Regions from separate parts of the Homo sapiens genome. Here region 2 is linked to region 1. Evidence: chromatin loops called from intact Hi-C (ENCODE). Cell type or tissue: pancreas. All regions are shown on one strand. Links, peaks and the distances in the headings refer to the core of each region. The heading gives the core; the rest is flanking DNA.

What was found. Hi-C counts contacts between places; a loop is a spot of excess contacts. Peaks named below come from ENCODE experiments on the same cell type or tissue, not always from the same donor. Only the 100,000 strongest peaks of a DNase experiment are listed, where the experiment ranks them.
Region 2: it touches region 1 in a loop (2.0-fold over the local background); 4 of 110 quality-filtered maps call a loop at or near these places.

The regions. Positions count from the first base shown.
Region 1 is chr7:50,583,558-50,594,224 of GRCh38, forward strand. It overlaps GRB10 (growth factor receptor bound protein 10), which reads right to left. Exons shown (of 19, transcript NM_001350814.2): 19 at 6,511-9,541. The coding sequence ends at 9,395. Among named protein-coding and RNA genes, the nearest start is that of DDC, 23 kb to the left of the region's middle. In pancreas, for the core only: no CTCF peak of the experiment used is centred there; a DNase peak (open chromatin) is centred at 5,575; H3K27ac peaks cover 466 bases.
Region 2 is chr7:50,533,128-50,543,665 of GRCh38, forward strand. It overlaps DDC (dopa decarboxylase), which reads right to left. Exons shown (of 15, transcript NM_001082971.2): 3 at 6,788-6,901; 4 at 4,733-4,852. It overlaps DDC-AS1 (DDC antisense RNA 1), which reads left to right. Exons shown (of 5, transcript NR_033845.1): 2 at 5,987-6,040; 3 at 6,704-7,018; 4 at 8,219-8,282; 5 at 9,118-10,336. Among named protein-coding and RNA genes, the nearest start is that of DDC-AS1, 6.6 kb to the left of the region's middle. RefSeq lists an enhancer at 1,645-2,844. In pancreas, for the core only: no CTCF peak of the experiment used is centred there; a DNase peak (open chromatin) is centred at 6,792.

The DNA of each region.
Region 1 (10,667 bases), core at 1,117-9,116:
GACCAGTACTCTGCTCTTGAACCCTGTTAAGATGTTTATCAATGACAATGTGTGCACAGCAGGACATGGAACTTCATTAGTAATTCTAGTTTCTCCCTGACCTTGTGATCTCACCTTGACCTTCTGCCTTGTGATCTTTTATTGCCCTATGAAGCATGTGATCTCTGTGACCCACACCCTTTTTGTACACTCCCTTCCCTTTGAAAATTGCTAATAAAAACTTGCTGGTTTTATGGCTCAGGGGGCATCATGGAACCTGCCGACATGTGATGTCTCCCCCAGACACCCAGCTTTAAAAGTTCTCTCTTTTGTACTCTCTCCCTTTATTTCTCAGACCAGCCGACACTTAGGGAAAATAGAAAAGAACCTATGTTGAAATATTGGGGGCTGGTTCCCCCAATACACCATGACAACAGAGTCCTCAGTCTGGAGACTCACTGTCCCAGCACTTCCTCAGTCACTTGGATTCCTGATCAAAGACAAAGTGATCCACTTATTACTTTTTAAATTAATTCAAATCAACCTTCCCATAACCAGGCTGTGATGCATTACAGTTGGAATTCACACTTACCCTCTTGCTTGTGCCTGGCCTGGGAGATGGACAGAGGTGGTATTGGCAGTCTCATTTTGCAAATGAGCAGAGGGGTGAGTGGAGTCAGGAGACAGAGCTGGAGGGTGTCCTGCCAGGGGTGTTTAGGTTGGCAAGAGGGAGAGGTGGCGACACACAGTCCCTTTGCTGTTACCTGGCCATAGGTTTAATGTGACTTTGAAGGCCACTATTAGGTTCTGCAAAGGATGATTCAGTGCAGACCTCAGCTGCAAGGAGAGAGGATGGAGGGTACTGGGAGAAACCCAGCCAGGCCAGTGGGAGACCAGGTGCTGGCCTGGCTTTGCATGAAACAGCTGTGTAAACCTAGACATGCCAAATCGACCAGCTTCCTTTCCCTTTGGTGAGCAGCAGGTGCTGGTGGGCCTTGGGCAGGGAGTGAGACTGAGACAATGGGGGGCTGCACTGCCTCCAGCCCTGTGCATCATCTACAGCACCCTGGGGAAAAATGGAGCCTACCAGTGGGTGGTGCTGAGCTGGAAGCTGCCCGTGTCCTGCCTGGGGCCTGAGTCCTCCATGGGCCTTTTCCAGTGATGCCCACTCTGAGTTCACTGGCACATCCCCTGAGGGCAGCTTTGGGCACTTTAGAATTTAATCGTCAACCTTTCCGCCCACACTACCAACACCACTACATTTAGAAACTAAAATCTCTGATGGTTTGGGGAGGGATGAAGATGAAGCAAATTCATAAATCATAAGTTACTGGAGCTCATGGAAAGTTGGAGATGATCTCATTCACCTGTGGTGGTATGTGAGAAAGCACTTTAATTGCCAAGTCAAAGGTTTTTACTCCACAGGCCTGAGGAAGGCCCAGAGATCTGTGGGTTTGCACAGCCCTCCAGGTGGCTGATGAGCGGGCAGATCAGAGTCTGTTGCTGTGACCAAGTGGCATCCTGTTCCAGCTGTGTTGAGGATTCCCCAAGTCACGCTGCTATCGTGTGGCAGAGGAAGCCACAGGCCTGACTCCTTGGCATCTGCTAAAATTCCCTTTCCCAGTGGGGGATGCACGGAATCACAGGGGAGGCCTGGTACAAAGGCACCATTCTGTCCCTTGCTCAACCTACTGAATCAGAATCTCTGGGCCTGAGGCCAGGAATGTGTCTGCACTGATCATATTGAAGGTACTCATTTTGGAGGGAAAGAACCAGAAAAGCAGGTTTGATATAGCCTGAGGAGTCCCATGTTATAGCCGGCTGAGCTATAAAACCAGCACTGAAAATGCAGAATGATCCCTGTTTTAAGTGTCATCGCCTAGGACAAAACGGTCTGTCTCTTGAGAAGTCCTGCACAGACAATTCTTAGTCCTGCAAGAACTAAGAAAAAGGCAGCTGTGTCTTCAGACAAGCACCAGATGAACTTGTTGCTTACATTTCACACTTTATACTTAAACAATAAAACTATACTCCGCTTTCCAGGGAGATGCTCAAATGACAGTATGCTCACAGTAATGGTGACTAACTTGGGAAATAGAAAATGTACACATTCTACCTCTGGATCACTCCAGGACATCTGCTTATTGAGTAGGGTGATACCCACTTGGGATGCCATCATTTTCCTAGGGAGGTTGTGGAGGTGGAGGCTACACAGACACATTTGAGTTTTGTATACAGCACACATTTATGACTCGAAGCCGTGGGCATTCAGTTACAATTGGAAAGCAAGCAGAAGTGGGTGGTTGCTCACTGGTTGTGAGGTGAGTGTGTCTTATCTGTGGATGAGACAGAGGAGCCACTCAAGTGGAAGGACCCTCAGCCTGGAATCTGGAGTTGGGCTCCACCAATTCAGCGCATCCCCCAGACGCAAAGACCAGTTCTCACATGACTCCCTCCTCATTCCGATCATCAGTAACCACCTTTGTAATTTAGGCTATCATGGCCGCTCACCTAGGCCGGAATTCTCCAATGGAACTTCCCTTGATGATGGACCTGTTCTAGATCAGCACGCTCCAACACAGTAGCCACCAGCCACGTGTGGCTACTGATAACTAGAAATGTGGGCTTGTGCAACCAAGGACTACACTTCTCATTTTACTTTATAATTAAAATTAAAGTTTAAATAGTCCCGTGTGACTAGTATTATATTGGACAGAACACACCTATGTAGGCTGCATCGTCTCTTCCTGCCTGTGGTCAAATCACCCTCACGTTCATCCACACACACCTTCCAGACGAATCTCCCATGGGACTCAGGCTCACCTCTGTGCTCCCAATAGAGATCTCTGCCACAGCTCTCACAGGATCTGTGTGCACATCCGTAAGTATACAGCTACAGCAGAGGGGATCTGTGTCCACATGTGAGTATACAGCTACAGCAGAGTGGATCTGTGTATTCAGGTGTGAGTATACAGCTATAGCAGAGTGGATCCTTGTCCACATGTGAGTACACAGCTACAGCAGAGTGGATCCTTGTCCATGTGTAAGTACACAGCTACAGCAGAGTGGATCCTTGTCCACGTGTGAGTACACAGCTACAGCAGAGTGGATCTGTGTATTCAGGTGTGAGTATACAGCTACAGCAGAGGGGATCTGTATCCACATGTGAATATACAGCTACAGCAGAGTGGATCTGTGTCCACATGTGAGTATATAGCTATAGCAGAGTGGATCTGTGTATCCAGGTGTGAATATACAGCTACAGCAGAGTAGATCCTTGTCCACATGTGAGTATACAGCTACAGCAGAGTGGATCTCTGTATTCAGGTGTGAGTATACAGCTACAGCAGGGTGGATCCTTGTCCACGTGTGAGTACACAGCTACGGCAGAGTGGATCTGCACCCACGTGTGAGTACACAGCTACAGCAGAGTGGATCTGCACCCACGTGTGAGTACACAGCTACGGCAGAGTGGATCTGCGTCCACGTGTGAGTACACAGCCACGGCAGAGTGGATCTGCGCCCACGTGTGAGTACACAGCTACGGCAGAGTGGATCTGTGTCCACGTGTGAGTATACAGCTATGGCAGAGTGGATCCGCTTGCCCACGTGTGAGTACACAGCCACGGCAGAGTGGATCTGCGTCCACGTGTGAGTATACAGCTACGGCAGAGTGGATCCATTTGCCCACATGTGAATATACAGCTATGGCAGAGTGGATCCGTTTGCCCACGTGTGAGTATACAGCTACAGCAGAGTGGATCTGTGTACCCAGGTGTGAGTATACAGTTACGGCATAATGGATCCGTGTGCCCAGGTGTGAGTATACAGAGCAGAGTGGATCTGTGTGCCTACGTATGAATATACAGTGATGACCAATGAGAAAATGTGGTTCTATTATAAATTTACCAGCTGTCATTTCTGGAGTTTCATCTGGAAGTGGTGTAAGGGCTGGACGTGAAGGTGGGGTGACCACAGGAAGTGAGAGGAGTTAGTTGGTTGGCCATCTTAATGGCTTACGTTGTCAAGTTCTTGAAACTCTCATACTCAGCCTTACTTTTGTTTTGTCCTGGTAGCATCCAACACAGCCCTTGTGGACTTCCCTGCCTAAACTTCCTGTCTATTGGCTAGTCCAAGAAGAGCTCATCTCCTTTAAAGAACCAGCACTGATCTTCTATGTAGATACCCCAAGATAAAAGAAAATAATAGGAGAAAAATGGTAGCAAGAGCATTCTGTAGAAAAACATTGCTGTGAGTAGATTAAAATTGCAACCAAACATAATGTCACGAACTTAAAAGAACAAAACAAGAAACAAGAAAGCAATCACATCACCGAAGGTCAAAGCGGAGCTGTAAAAGCTCAGGCACTAGATAAAGAAAGCTGGCAGAGCTCTGAAGAGAAACGTCAGAGAAAAGTGAAGCCAGCCTAGCAGGGAAGTGTGCAAGGAAACAGCATAGAGAACAGACCCTACTGAAACACCATCACGGATATGGAGGAGGACAGGACTAAGACAGCAACTCAGATTCAAACACCAAGAGAGCTGCAGGGCCTCTCCGCAAATGCTAGGAGAGGTTGACAAAAGGGAGCAAACACACAATTTCCATCTTTTTGCAAAGATGTAGCAACATGGACGGAAATGGAGACACCATTTGAAGTGAAATATGCCAAGCACAGAAAGACAAGCTTTGCATGTTCTCACTCCTCTGTGGGAGCTAAAAAAGTGGATCTCATGAAGATAGAGAGTAGATTGGTGGCTACCAGAGGCTGGGAAATGGGATGGGGCAGGGAAGTGGAAACATTTATAAGGACTGTACACTTAAAATGTAAACATGGTAAATTATGTATGTATATTTTACCTCAATAAAAAACAAATTAAAAAGAAAAAACAAAAAGAAAAATGTATTTAGATGCAATTCACAAAACATTCCCAGAAATCAAATGAGACTTTGATGTAGTTACAGATCAAAAGTGCCTACCATGTCTTAAAAAACAAAAAAATGACACCAATTGCCACCAACCCCAGTGTCTTTCTCCTTGTTCCCAGAGGACCCCAAGTTCCCCGAGGGACACCACTCATTCTGAAGTGCCCTTTGCTAGCTGTGCTGAGGCCAGCAGCCATGGACATCCTGTCACGTGGCCCTTGCTTGATCTTTGCAGGCCTCCCAAGCTGCCCATCTTGTGGATGATGACTGGGGATGGCAGATGAAGCCCAATTTTGTCAAAGGCGGATTTTTCATTTTTGTTTCCTGCCCTTCTTAATGTTGTATAACTTCCAAAATGAAAAGGGGTAACGCTGCCTTTACCATTCTATAATCGGAAGATGTTGAATATTTTACCTTTTTACACTTAAGAAGCTAAGGCTTTTATCATTAAACAAAATCCCTTTTTATAATTTTACTCATCACTCAAATGCTGTGAAAACCGATGAAGAACGTGCTGGAGGCAGTGAGATGCATTCTCGCGTTGTGCCACAGGGGTGCTCTTGGGAGGCCATTGGCTGGCCCTGCGTGGCTGCACCTACAAGCTTCTTTGGTGTTACGATCAACAACTGCAGTTGGCCCGGTGGGTCCCCACCTGCCCTGGGCTCTCCTTGTATGTTGAAGCAGAGGGTGGGCTTCCAGAAACTGAGAATTCAGATTCTGAAAACAAATGACGGGAGAGTCCACACAGCACAGGGGCCCTCCTGCTGGTAGACCAGGCTAGCTTGTGACAACATGCACATGCCCTCCAGCTGACCAGGGTGTGACAGGGAAGAGGCATGAGATGGCAAGTCTGGCCCAAGTGTCAGGTCAGTAGCTCAGCCAGGATCATCCCAGGCGAGGGCTGGAGAAACAACAATAATGGGCATCTATTCTTACTCTGTCAGTTGTTTGCTGGCTTAGAAAACCTAGGTTCTAGACATTTTAATTGTCTTACTGCAGTGGAAAAAATGCCAGTTGGGCTCAAGGGTGAATGTGAGTTTCTTGAGGTCTTTCTGAAGCCTGTGTGGGTATCTGACGGTTTCTGAAACCTTCTGAGGTCTGTTATTTTTATGGGGGAGGAGAGGCCAGCTGAGAATGTCTTGCCACCAACTTGGAGCACTAAGCAGCCAAGAGCCTGGTGTCTCACGAGGGCTGTGCAAGCTTGTGTGTGACATGTCCCAAACAGCTATGGATTCCTTGTGATAGTGTCTAGCTAGTGGTAAGAAGTGTGTTTTTAGTATTCTAAGTCATTTCAAAATGTTTTTAGTGGATGACAGGCCAGGGTTTTTTTTTTGTTTTGTTTTGATAGGAGTCTTGCTTTGTCACCCAGGCTGGAGTGCAATGGCACAATCGCGGCTCACTGCAACCTCCACCTCCCAAGTTCAAGTGATTCTCCTGCCTCAGCCTCCTGAGTAGCTGGGATTACAGGTGCGCACCACCATGCCTGGCTAACTTTTATATTTAGTAGAGACGGGGTTTCACCACATTGGTCAGGCTGGCTTCGAACTCCTGACCTCATGATTGGCCAGTGTTTTAAAATTAGAAACAGATATCACCAGCAATAGAAAATGAAGAACACTGTATTAATGTTTATTTCTAATTACAAGAAACAGAACATCAGTCCCTTATTTGTACAAAAATACCTGAAAGTTTACAATTAGGTTCACGAGCCAAAGAGCTATGTACAGAATGAAGCAAAGCACATGGAATAAAGGTTTTGTCTCTTCATTAATACCTTCTGCATTCCCTGAAAACGTTTATACACGCCAGGCCAATTTACAGTCACTGCAGTTTGCACTGTGACATCACAAATCTACCGCCAGCTTGCCCGCCCCCAGAAAGGCGCAGAGATCGGTCATACTGTCAGGTATTAAGTGCAGAAAAGAGAAGACAAAACATCTAGGCTGAGGCACATGTTTCTTCAAGGTTTAGCAAACAAAAGAACATTCTGGAACTCTAACACCTAGTGTAACAGAGCTTACCTATTAAACTCTAATAACCAAAGCATTTGGCGTTTTCCTTCTCAACTTCGTCCTGGTTGCTACATGGAGTTTCATTTAGAAAAGAAAATCACAGGCAGAGATACAAAGTCAACAGGCTCCAAAACAACCCTGAGCTGTCCCCTTTACATTCATGTCAATTAAATACAAAAATAAAAGTCAAATGTCCTTCCGTCCCCGGTTTGCGGGACTTGTTCTCAGGTGGAATTCCCAGCCGCCCAGCGCGAGGCCAGCGAGCTGGGGCCTTAGGAAGTCTGCCGCCACGTGGAGGCGGTTTACATTCTCCAACAATTCACTTCGGCAGGGAAAATACAAAAGACTACGTCAAACCAGCTACATACAAAACTGTGAATCAGAGTCAAGCTTTTGTTCTCCTTTTAAATAAACGCATATTTATAAATATGAAATACTGCAAATACAAGCTGTCTATTGGAGAGAGGCGTGTGAGAGAGAGATTATACACTGATGGGACTGGTCTACGTACACAGAAAAAAGAAATCCTAGAGTTGTTTTTCCTTGAAAAGGGTTTACCTCGAGCCAGTGAAGAGGAAGGAATCGTGGTGTAACTGCAATGTCCGTCCCTACAGTGAAGCCTGCCACCAGGTGTGAACGTGAGAATTATCTTACTGTCAATAGTTTGAAAGACTGACTGGCTGCGAAAGGAAGAAAATGCAATTGAGCACTGATGGTTAAAAACATGTTTTGCTAGAAAATTCTTCATTTGTATACCTTTCATGGAAAACAACTAGAGTGTGGTCTGTAGACTGACATACAGTGTTACTATACGGTAGACTGACTTCCAGCTGACTGGCCTTACTGAAGCTTGTGACACTGCTCTAGGCTACGGGGGTTGACTGAGGAGCAGAGAAATGCTGTTCCTTAGGGAACACTTCAGTGGGGCGGATTTGGGGCAATATCATGGCCAGCACACATTAATAGAAGCCAGGCAGGTGTTGTCTTGAAAAAGGAAATCATTCTGCTCACCACAGTAGTTTGTCGCCTGTCAAAGGAGTCCTTTCTGCTTTACAGGGATCAAAGGTAAGGAAATGGCCACTCTCACACCTGATCACTAAGCTAAGGGGACGTGGCAAAGGGGGCCACCCGAGGGGCGGAGGGGACCAAGTGACAACTCAAGCCACCATCTGACTCATCTCCCGGAGCGGGGACAAAGTGTTGTGTTGACAAAACTCTTCCATGTCCACAACCACTGTGAGGTACTTCTGACCCTAAGCCAGCAGAGGAGGAGCCTCTAGCTGCTCTGTGTTCACTGGCTTATGGGGGTTTTCAGCAGGACGGAGGGCTGCAAGCAAAGATCTTTAAATATCAGCCTGTGCCTGTGGCCCCTGCAGCGTTTCCTTGTCTTTATCACTATGGAAACCCATGAGACACAGCACGAAGACAACCAGGTGCCATTTTCTCTTTAGATCCTTTAATCCCCCGAGGGACATCAGCCGTGAAACGACTCACACCACTGCAGCAGCAGGGGTAAGGCAGTGATCGTTCTAGAACAGGCTGAAGGCTGTGGAAACGCAAGGCTGAAGTACCCAGGTGGATTATGCAGCATCCACCGCTGGCCGATGACGGGTGCCAGGTGTGTCTCAAGGAGGCTGGCCCACGTCAATCTAGAGGCGAGGCCATTCAGCCTGCTGTTTGTGGAACAGTGAATTTTCCAAAGGAATAAAGTCTCCTGCACTGTGCAGAACAAGACACACTAATAACAAGAGGATCTGACATCTGAGCATAGAGAAATGATTAACAGACTGTGGTTGCTTGACTGAGTCCACAAAATATGCCAAATGCCTACCACAGTGACACCTTTTATTTTAACAAGAAAGCTTTTCAAGTATACTGGGAAGGGCTGGGTTTGTCATTTGGGAGCTGAATCCACACCGTGGTAGTCGGCAGAGGGTGTGGAGGACCCTCTGGGAACATTTGGGGACCCATATTCAGTTTGAAATCTGCCCATTCAAAACTCTTTCTGTATTATATGAGTTGAAACGCCACATCCCCCTCCTACAATAGGCTGAATACAATATTGAAAACAAAGAAGGAGTGCAAAAAAGTGATCAATACAAAAAAAGTAAACATATCAGTTTTAATTGTCAAGATTATTCCAGGGCAAGAGTTCATTTCCAATCACTTCTCTCCGGTTCTTGTTCCTAAGCGGCCCAAGCCAAGATGATCATTCCAGTTTATTTTCAACTTTCCGCTGGATCTTCCATGCCCTCCCCAATTTGGCCGATGCAGAGGGAGGCGACCCTGCTGGGTTCACAGCAGCAAATCGTCGTTTAAGTCCAACAAACTAGTCAATCTTGGTCGGCTGGCACCGAACAAACCCATCTCGCTCTGGGTCCCCAGGTGCAGAATCGATGTGTGTTCTTCACCAACGCACAGACCGCTTCTTCACTCCAGTGTTCACTTCCTCCAGTCTTCAGCCGAGAGGACATCTGCGGTCATAAGGCCACTCGGATGCAGTGGTGCTTGAGTTTGCAAGGCAGGACTCCTTTGTTCAGCTGGTAAAAGTCAACCAGCTGGATCAGGTCAGAGAATTTGGTGTTCCCGTCATCTAGGCTGAAGAACGTCTGCCCGTCGTCCTCGCACTGGAGAGACACAAGAACACTTGCCAGGTTAGAGGCTGCCACCTCAGGGAACAGAACGGGGCCCACGGCCAGCAGCAGCTACATCTGCCCATGATTTGATTCCAGAGGGACACACAGGGCAAGGTAGGCTAGAAAACACCAGGGGCGGGAAAGACGGGAGCAGAGGATGTGTGCTGGGGGCTGCCATGTCCCTGAGCGAGGGACAGACTTTGGGTGGGCTGCGGAGGCTGCTGAGGACAGCTAGCTCCCCTGCTCCCTAAGGTGGTCAAGGGGAAGGGCTCGAAGTTGCCCCCAGTTCACCCAGCTCATGAGAATTACATTTACCAGTTAACTTGTAAGTACCCACTGCACACAGCATGCCCCGAGAAGACTGCACAAACCTGGGTCCTCACTATACGACCTCAGCCAACTCCTGAGGCCCCAGGGGTTTACTCTGCTCCATGATGAAGCAACTGTTGGGTGGCTATGAGGGATTAATAAGCTCACGCAGGTAAATTCCGTTCCTAGGTCCCTGAATATGGGGCAGTTATTTTTATTAAAGCAGGGGAATGCCACAGTATCTCCCAGAGAGAATCATATTCCTAACACCTATTTTAACTCAGTGAGTTTTCAGTTGGATGACTGTAGTACAGTGCAAAACACTGCTGAAAGGAGGTCGTGTTGTTCACAGGGAATAGGTCAGCCTTAAGGCTTGGCTAATTAATGAGCTTGGAACCACTTCGTAACTCTAAAACCATTGCTAGAGCTAACAGCACATCCCACAGCCAGTTTTCACACACAGAGGCTGCACACCTAATGCCCTAAGTCCCAAGTTGCTGTTCTTTTGTTACTTGTAGGATTTGGGCATTACACACTCTGCCTACCACGAAAGCCCCCTTTCTTTCTTTTTTTTTTTTAATTTACTCATCCAGCCTAAAATGTCAATCACTTTTCATTTTATATTTTGAGCTAAAAGAATTATAACTGTGTGAATAATATAATGCAGTAGAAGAACAAAAAGGATTGTCTATGCAGCACTTTCCCTAGGACAGTAATTCCTGTATTTGCATATAAGGTTGGCTGGAAGCTGGGAAGGCTGGGCTCAACCCCAGATTCTGTTCCTCACCCCAGTGCGGTGCAGGAAAAG
Region 2 (10,538 bases), core at 2,447-10,446, 49 kb before region 1:
TGATAAGGAAAGCACCATGCAGAAAATCCATATGCGTAGTATCATTTCAATTTTGTCTGTATACATATATTCACATGTAGATACTGAAATAACACAGGGAATATGACAAGAAAGCTCCTGTGTCTTTTCATTTTTACCATGAATGTCCAGTATCTAGGTGGAAAGGGGACTTTTTTTTTTTTTTTTGAGACAGGGTCTCACTCTGTCACCCCGACTGGAGTGCAGTGGCATGATCTCAGCTCACCTCAACATCCACCTCCTGGGTTCAAATGATTCTCCTGCCTCAACCTCCTGAGTAGCTGGGATTACAGGCACATGCCACCATGTCCAGCTAAGTTTTGTATTTTTAGTAGAGATGGGATTTCACCATGTTGGCCAGGCTGGTCTTAAACTCCTACCTCAAATGATCCACCCGCCTTGGCCTCCCAAAGTGTTGGGATTACAGGCGTGAGCCACCACACCAGGTCCATAATCACATAATCATGTGGAGAAAACCATGAAAAGCTTCCTAAAATATAGAAGATAACAAAAAAGGGAAATATCGAAAGGAAGAGAGAAATCATGGAAGAGGTACCCAATCTGTGGAAAATTGAAGTCCCTGAAAAAGAGTGACGTGGCCCACAATAACTAACATACAGTAGAAGAAAAATCTCCACACTGCACAGAGCTGAGTCTTGAATCAGCAGGGCTCACCAAATGCTAGGGAGGGTCAAAATGAGGGGAACAGTCTGGGTGCAGTGGCTCACTGCTGGATCTGTCCTGCAGACCCTGGCCGATGGAGGAAATGAGTGCTCAGACACAGGTATGCAGTGTAAGAGCAGCTAAGTGACTGCCTGGCTCTAGTGGCCAGAGAGCAGCCCTGAGAAGCTGGAGCAGCTTGCTTTTATTGAGTGCAAGCACAATGCTGAAAACCTGGAGCAAACACAACCTGTAGATAATTAACATTTATTGTTCCCCTTTCAGGGAATGTCACGTGCAAGGATGTTCCGAGGTCAGTTCCTGGACAACTTCTAACAAACAAGCTTGACCAAGATAAATTCCCCTACACTCCCTTGTACCTACTCCTTATCCTCTGCCTCAGGGTTATAGAACAGCTGCCTTCAGCTATTCTGCCATGGAGCTTTGCAGAGCCTTCTGACCTTTCAGAAGGCCTGCTCCTTTTCCCTATAGTTTCTCCCACCACTCTGACCGATCTCCTACAGCTCACACCTGTAATCCTAGCACTTTGGGAGGCCGAGGTGGGTGGATCACCTGAGGTCAGGAGTTTGAGACCAGCCTGGGCAAAATGGCAAAACCCTGTCTCTACTACAAATACAAAAATTATCCAGGCATGGTGATGGGTGCCTTGTAATCCCAGCTTCTTGGGAAGCTGAGGCAGGAGAATGGCTTGAACCGGGAGGCAGTGGTTGCAGTGAGCTGAGATCGTGCCACTGCACTCCAGCCTGGGCGACAAGAATGAGACTTCGTCTAAAAACAAGACAAAATAAAAAAAAAAAATGAGAGGAACAAATGGAAAAGAAATGGAAAAGTAGACCTTGTCCCGTGTATAAAACTAAAAGAAAAAGTAAGTCGGCCACCAACATCGAGGCCTCTTGTAAAGGGTTAGACCATGCATGCCCTTGCCTGGAATCAAAACCACGCCCTCTGCAGGCACGCAGCTGTCCCACTGGGTCGCTGAGTGCTGCTGCCCTCTGTCCCCTGGAGAATCAGGACTGATGTTCCAGAGGCCAGAAAGCCATCTGGCCCTCACCAAGGCAAAGTGCAGCTGACAGAGCACTGGCTGCGGACAGTGTGCAGTAGCTCCCTCCCCTCGCTGGAAGGGCACCTGTGACAGCCTATCCTTGCTGTGATCTTGGCCAAGGAGGCTTCTCCAGCTGCATACTCACTGACCAGAAGAAAATTGTGCTGGGACTGAAGCATGATTCATTTGCTGAATCATTGCTGAGTCATTGTTGCTGCTACGTAGAATGGTATGGTTCACAGCAACGTATTGAAGCTTTGCTTACAACATAGCTGACGTTTTCTTTTCTTTCTTTTTTTTTTTTCTTGATGGAGTTTCCCTCTCGTCAACCAGGCTGGAGTGCAATGGCAAGGTCTTGGCTCACGGCAACCTCTGCCTCCCAGGTTCAAGCAATTCTCCTCCCAAGTAGCTGGGATTATAGGTGCCCGCCACCACACCTGGATAATTTTTGTATTTTTAGTAGAGACAGGGTTTCACCATGTTGGCCAGGCTGGTCTCAGACTCCTGACCTCAGGTGATCTGCCTGCCTTGGCCTCACAAAGTGCTGGGATTACAGGCGTGAGCCACTATGCCTGACATTTCATTTTCCTCAGCTCCCCATTTAATATCACTTATGTCTGATGGAAAAAGAGATAACCAAAGAATGCGAAGGAGGAGCACGTGGAGGGATGACTCTGAGCCTGGCCACAGGGCCTGTGGGTCATGGAGAAGGCAGTCATCAGTCCCGGCATGTGGCCTATTCAGGAATCTGGGTGTCATCCGGATGAATTAGCGTTCACATTTTTTGGCCCAGAGTCTAGGAATAGGCATTACAAGCAAGTTCCCTCCATGACTCTGAAGCACACTGGATGTGGTAGGCACATTAATGCACCCTCATTCCCAGAGATTTCAGGTCTTGGTCCCCAGAATCTGTGACTGTTTCCCTTCCAGGGAAAAGGTGACTTTGCTGATGTGATTAAGTTAAGAAACTTGACTTGAGAGATTATCTCAGATTGCCTGGATGGACCCAATCCAATCATATGTGTCCTTAAAAGTGGAGACCCACTTTCCGATCTTATATGTGGTCACAAGGAGATGCGACCAGGAAAGTGTGAAAGGAAAATAAATCTTGGGACCCCCAAATCACTAAGCCAAAGGGAAAAGTCAAGCTGGGAACTGCTTAGGCCAAACCTGCCTCCCATTCTATTCCTAAAAGAGATAGCTACTAAGATAAAAAGCTACATGCCTCCCTCATAAGGAATTTCCTTTTGGATGAAGGACAGACAGAACTCAAAGTCACCCCTCTGCCCACTGAGATAGCTGCACATCTGATGGCCTCCTTTGGAAAGGCTAATCAGAAACTCAAAAGAATGCAACCAATTGTCTCTTATCTACCTATGACCTGAAAGCCCCCTCCCTGCTTTGAATTGTCCCACCTTTCCAGACCAAACCAATGTACATCTTACATCTCATGTCCCCCTAAAATGTATACAACCAAGCTGTGCCCAACCACCTTGGGCACATGTAGTCAGGATCTCTTGAGGCTGTATCACAGGCACGCATCCTTAACTTTGGCAAAATAAACTAAGTTGACTGAGACCCATCTCAGATATTTGGGGTTTACAAAAGAAAGGTCAGAAAGATGGGACACAGCTGGCTTTGAAAATGGAAATGGGGCTGTGAGCCAAGGAATTTTGGAAGCCTCTAGAAGTCAGAAGAGGCAAGGAAGCAGATTCACCCCTGGAGCCTCCAAGGTGTCAACTTTGGTTTTAGCCCAGTAAGACCCAGGTCAGACTTCTGATGTACAGAACTGTAAGATAATCAGTTTGTCTTATTTTGAGCCACAAAATTTGTCACAACATCAATAGAAACAAATACATAAAATTATCAGTCTTGTTGCTCATTCTCAGGACTGGAAGTGGAGAGACTTGCTTGCTAGTTTCGCGTGGCCACACTGGCCATGTGCTCTGCACAAAGGTGTTCTCCAGTGTGTGCCTCACTGTCCTCATCCACTGAATGGGCCTTCACCAATTCTCAGAGCCTTGTGAAAGACAATATCTGAAAAGGAAGCCCCTTTTTCCCAAAGTTAACAATGCTTTCCTAATGAGACTATCATCTACTTGACATGAGAAAAATGATTAAGGGAGAGTACTGGGTTCAATATAGTTCATATTCCATGCTAGGAAGTTGTTTTTTTTTTTTTTTTTTAATGCATCAAGTCCAAGTCATCCCAGTGCCATTTGTCCTGCAACCCCAGTGGAATAGAAATTCCATCATGATTGTCTTTTGTCTATCTTGTTCCCTGGTGTAAGCTCTGACACACAGTCACTCTCAATAGATACATGTTACATGAAGAAAATGAATTCAGTTGCTGCATAGAAGCAGCAGCATCTTTAAGTAAATGATTGGTTCAAAGACAAATAGTATTTATAGCCTCTGAAGCCTGGTCACATCTGCCACCTGTGCTGTCCTCCGAGGAATATCACGGGCTCTGAGCCACACAGAGTCTGTAGCTGGAAGCCATGGGGCAAGCTACCTAATGTTCTGGACCCTAGTTTCCTCTCCTGTAAAAAGGGCTATTAAAATGTTTCTTCACTTGTAAAAAGGGGTACTAAAATGCACAGTGTTGTTGTGAGAATTAAATGAGTTAATGCCTGGAAAATGCTTAGGCACAGTGGCCGGCGATGGGGAACCCCACACAAACGATAGTTGCTGTAGTTGTTACTTCCACGCACCTGCTGTGAGATAGCGGCTGTGCTACCTACCATAGCTAGGGGCCTGGGGAACTGAGTGCCCTGCCCTGGGGAAGCGAGTGAAAGACAGCACTGGGATCCTAATCCAGATCCTGCCAATCCCAAAGCCAGCATTTTCCCAAGAGCTCGGTTTTGTTTATTCTCCAGGAGAAATTTGAGGAACTAACAAGAAGCATGAGTGCCTCTTTCCCCACCTGCGGCTACAGTCCTGTGCAGAGCCCATGCATCCCAAAAGTGGCCCTCACAGCTCCCACCTTACCTGGATCACTCCTCCCCCTTCTCCAGCTTTCTCATTCAAAAATGCCTTTGGTAGTTCCAGCATCTTCCCGAGCCAGTCCATCATCACAGTCTCCAGCTCTGTGCATGCTGGGCTTGCCGCCTGTCGTGGGGGAAGGGAAGGGATTAACCGAGGGCCAGGCATTGCAGAATTTGGGGGTCAGCAGTAACAAGGGGATTTAACCTTCCACTAAAGCCCAGATTAAAATCACCCAATCTCAGATGTGATTCAAAGGCCTGAAGGCTGTTTGACCTAGAATCATGCAAGGAGAGCGGTTGGGAAGGAACATACGGGCCACCATAATGAACCTTACTCCACTGAGCCTCACTGCATGGGCTCTGCGGGCTTGCTAGGATATTCATTTGTTCACTCACAGAAGGGTCCAGAAAGCCCACTGGTGGACTTTCCTCCGTAGTCACAAATGAAGGGAATGAGAAAGTGGGCGCTGGGCAGCTGTCACCCTCTGGGCATCCCGAGAAGCCATTGATCTTGTCTTTTAAACTCCCAGTGACTTTTCTCTATGAACTCTCCCCTCTCTCTGAACAGGCTGGTCTTGAGCCCCATCCAAAGGTGGATTGAGTCTCCACCTTCATAAAAGTCTCCAACATAAGGGGTCCAAGATGTTCTCGTGCCTAGATGTGCACAGCAACATCCCGATGCGTCACCAGTAAGATCTAAGTGAGAAGAGTGCATTCTCCCTTCTGGTCAGCCCCATCCTGCTGGGTTCTACCTGAGCCTGGCCAAGCCCAGCTCTACCAGGAGCCTATGCTCTCTGCTAGGGATGAGGTATCAGGCAACGCAGCCTGAGAGATAGTGAGGCACTCCCTTCAAGGCCTGAGGGCAATCAGACTGTCCCAGAATGAGCAGATAGAGATGGATGCCAAGTACCTCTGTGGGACAGAATGGATTTGGACCAGCAGAGCTAAATGAAATCTGCTGCAATATCCAGTGATAGAAAATGCTCTTTAGGAGAGGGTATGCTCAGCCCAGGCCAGCCCTGCCCAGCAGAGAGGGAGGCCCCAGTGCCTGGCAGAGGAGCAGCACAGACACTGAAGAGCCCATCTGTGGGCTCTTCAGCCCTGCCTGTAGGGCCCATGATGCCTGCTCACCCGGCAACTTCCAGTGCCCCAGCCCAGAGAAGAGCAAGTGCCAGGCTGGTGAAGCAGAGGTGGCTCAGCTGGGCCCTGTGGCTCAGTGCTGCAAATTCCTAATTGACAGCTCCTTTACACATCACAGCATGCCACATAGACCGATGCCCACAAGTCCACCTGGCTCCAAGCCACAGACAAGGTGAGTGCTCTGGACCCCAAAGGCCAAGGACAGCCCCTGGCTTTTGAGGAACTCCCCAGGGTGCAGCAGCCCTCGGACACTGGCCATCAGCAGGCAGCTCTACCTCCAAGCTCTCTGCATTTGGGAGGAATGCATCTTTCCTGTAATCTGTGCCTGGAGCACAGAGTCACGGGCAGAGCCAGCCCTGCCTACCGTTCTTCTGAGTAGGGACTTTTTTAGGCATTTTACCTCCAGATAGGGTGGGACTGGTGGTTTGCAGGCAGGAGCTAGGCCCTTTTCCAGAGACCCCCCTGCTCCAAGGCTCTGGACACATCTGATAGGCTGGTTGGAGCCTCTCCCCAGGCAGCAGCCCTGGTGGAGAACAGAAGGAATGAGACAGGGGCAGTCGCGGTTCTCAAGCTTTGGAGGATATAGAAATTCTCTGAGCTGCTTGGAGAAATGCAGATTCCCAGGTTCGAGCTGCAGAAACTCTGGGCCCCAGACCATGATGTTAGTTCATACCAAGTGCTTCCAACACAGCCTGTGCAGAATGGGCTTTGAGTTGTTGAGACTTTCTCTGTTCTCAATCGCTACTTTCTCAGAGGCACTCTCTCTGGGCTGAATCCTTTCTCCTCCCTGCAACAGTAGCCCGTCTGCCCACAGACAGCACCGCCATCTGCTCAGGTCCCTTGTGCATAGGTACCGTGTCCCCACCCCGGGATCCCACCACAGCCAGGACCCCTTCCCGAGGTGCATCCGGACCCTCACCCAGGAGAAGCCGATGCAGCCAATGGCCCCGCACAGCATGTCCGCAAGCATGGCCGGGTACGAGCTGGCAGTGGGGAAGTAGGCGAAGAAGTAGGGGCTGTGCCAGTGCGTCACCTGCATGGGAGGACAGAGCAGCTGCTGAGGAGTGAGGAAAGCCAGGCCTCAAGAGAGCGGGGGACCCAGGTACCCCCATGGCTCCCAGCTGCCAGATGCAGCCAGACCCAGAGTTAGGTGAGTGCAGTTCCCCAAATGTCAGCCATCCCATTACCTTCCTCCATTATTTCGGAGCATTTACACATCACCTTACTGTCCCCACTCCCTTTAAACCAGCTCCCTTTTTGACACTGGAATGTATTTGCTAGCTCAGAAGGAAAAGTTCTATCTCCAAAATAAAGTGGAAAATCCTTATCATTTTCCATAACAAAAGAAGTCTCAAAAAACCACACTGTGCTTCAAGTTCTTGCTCCGGTGCTCTCGTCAGTGAAGGCGCTGCCCCAAGGCTGATCTCTTTGTGCCAAAAGCTTAGTTTTCCTAAAACTACTCTAAAAAATAAAGTCTCCATTAAAAACAAACAAACAAACAAAAAAAAAAACCAAGCTCTGGATTTTCGAGGTTTCTTCAGTCAAGCCACAAACATGCATCTGGTCTTCCCGCTGCCCCTGGCTCTTCTAGAGGAGCTGAGGCCTTCCCTCCAGCCAAGCAGCTGGATCACCCCACAGATGTCTCACCTCTGCTGTCCCTCAGCCTGGCCACTGCCCCTTGCCATTTGCCCTGGCTAGGGGCATCCCACCTTTCTCCAGCCCATAAGGTGAACACCTGCCACTCCCTGGGTGAGGCACAGAGGAAAAGCTCATGTGGGCCAGGGAGGAGATCCATAAGGGGTAGTGACAGCTCCAGGTGGTATACTTGGGGACAGGGGGTTTCAGGATCCAGGAGGCAAGGGTTGTGGTGGACACCCAGGCAGGGAACATTTAGCAATGGTAACAAGGGGCCAGCCTCAAACATCTTGGAGTCTGGGAGGACGATCAGGGGAGGACAGAGAAGGAGCAGGTGTAGCCTAGTCTTTGGGTCTTTAATTTGTTCCTGCCAATGCAGTACCTGCCCTGAAGGAACAGAATAAAGTCCTAAAGCCCTCAGGACAACCCTCAGCCCCTGTGCATGGAGAAGGTATAGAAATTGCCATTCAGACCCCTCTCAGGCTGTGACCACGCACTGGTTTCTGAGAGACATTGCCCTGTTCCGCATTGTCCCCTGCTGGTGCTCCATGTCCATCCTGCCTGTGGGAATAGCATGGTGTTGGGAGCACCCCTGGACTGCAAGTCCAGCAGGAACCCTGATTTGCTGGGTTACCCCAGACAACTGACTGCACCTCCCTGGGCCCTGTCATCCCTTCAGATAAAATGAAAGCACGTGCTCTGATGCTTCCTCCAGGTCTGGCTCAGAATCCCAGCAGCAGAGGATATGCTCTATCGGGCTTGGCTGCTCTGCTCTGAATGTGAGTATCTGCACACCATTCGCGTCGAAATCCTAACCCCCAAAGTGATGGCATTAAGGGACAGCGTCTTTGGGAGGTGATTAGGGCATGAGGGTGGGGTCCCCTTAATAAGATTAGTGCCCCCCAACAGTGGGATTAGTGCCCTCATAAGAAAAGGCAGAGAGCTGGCTACCTCTTGGTTACGTGAGTACACACTGGGAAGACGGCTGTCTGTAAACCAGGAAGAGAGCCCTCACCTGAACCTAATATCTTGATCTCAGACTTCCTGTCTCTAGAACTGTGAGAAATCAATGTTGTTTAAGCCCCCAGTCTACGTCCTTTGATATAGCAGTCCAAGCTAAGATATCTGTAAGATATCTCTTACAATCTGAGAAGAGATGCAAACATTTATTTCTCAATAGCACTCATCGTTAAATATATGTTGTCTAAGATGTAGCATGAGCAACCCCCTCTGATTGTGAAGGCAGCCAACTGAGAGAGCTCACCAAGAACTAGGAGTGTTCAGTAAGGTTTATTTAACAACCACGGCCACCCCAAGTCTGCCAGGGCTTGGGGAGTGGTGGAGAGAGGGAGCTAACACAGTCTAGGCTTGGGGGCTCAGGTGTGGGAGGTTGGTGATGAGGCTGAGAGGCCGAGAGGAGCTGCACAGGCTGTGATGCCTTCAGCACAGCAGGTCCAGGCCCACGACACTGTTAGGGGCTGAAAAAATGCTTAAATTTCTTCTGTAATCAGGAGGAAAAAACAGTGAACTTTCAGGTTAAAGAAAAAAAATCGATGTTAATATATTCATCTTTATGCCAATGCATTTGTAAAGCATAATTTTCCATATTTCTAGGGAGGAAGGAGCCGACAAAGACAAAGCGCCCGGGGCCCAGGAGAGTTTAAGAGCAGCCCTGTGGCTGACTAGCCCCTCCGCACCTGGAGGGCCCATGTGCCTTTGTCTCTCTCCCCTTCCTGTGGCCTTTGGGCTGGAAAAGGACAGAAGCGATTCTTGATTAGGGACAGATGTGTGCTCTTTTGCTTCACTCTCCGCTGATATTCACAGCAACTTTTGAGATGGCTGGGCCTGCACTTGCTCCGCTCACGGCTCGAGAGCTCACCTGGTTTCCTGCGATCACACAGCCAGCAGTTCGTGGGCTGCAGCTCCCACCCAGGGACCTTGCCCAACGCCTGTGCATTTCCCAGCTCAGCTCTGCGCAGTGAATGCCCCCATAGAAGGAAGCAGAAAGACTTCAAATCCTCCCTTACTCTCCTGTACTCCCCACTGCCTGACATTTAGCCACACCTCTCCCAAAGGGTTTTATGCTGAACAGCTTAGTGTACTTGCACAATTTCTAGAAGAACCTGAATCCTGTTCTTTGCTCAAAGCATAAATGCCAAGTGAGAATCCCCTGGAAGAAGAAATGTGAGCAGTGTGGTGAGAGAGGCGCTCAGCTACTGAGAAACCAGTCCCTGAGGTCCAGGGCCTGAGGCCTAGTCTCAACCCATGATCAGTGGACTGTAACCTTGTCTGACCTTATGCCTTCACAGGGCCTTGGCATTCTGTCTACATTGAGGGAGTGGGTCTTGATGGTCCCAGACCCCTCTTCTATGAAAATCACATGTCGTTGCTCATAGGCCTTACAACCACAGACATGCTGGGTCGCGGCAGTGATCAACCAGTGGAGCCCACGGAGATTTTCCCTGCCTGGACTCTGCACATTGTTGCATGGAAGGGCAGGTTTGGCCATCCTCATAAACATTCGTGATCTAGAAACTGGCCGGGCTGCAACTCCCACCCAGACCCTGACTAGGCCAGAGCCACTTTAACCAACAGGCTTTTAGGTGAACTCCTTGGCAGAGAAAATCTACTGTGGAAGCGTAAAGCTGAAGGGAAGTTTCTCTGAGCTCCAACTCTGCTGCCCTGTGAGTGAGTATCGGAGACAGCAGCCAGTCCCGCTGATTTCTGCCCTCTGTGTACCCCAGGCCTACTGGCTTCAGAGAAAAAGGGCTGCCTTGGTGGGCAGCACCACACTGCCCACTCTCAAATAAACTAAAGAAAACGTTTCTTCCACATATGCTAATTACCTATTGCTAAACCCAAGGATGGTGGAAGTGTGCTTTATTTGGGGCAATTGACTTATTTGAAAGCAGCCACCAGTGTCTTGCTTCCTAATGTATATGAGGACACGCTCTATGTACCGAGTGTCTCTGGGCAGGGACTGAGTCTCAGGGGACCTGGGGGAAAGAGCCTCACTGCCCTTGGATTTGGATTTT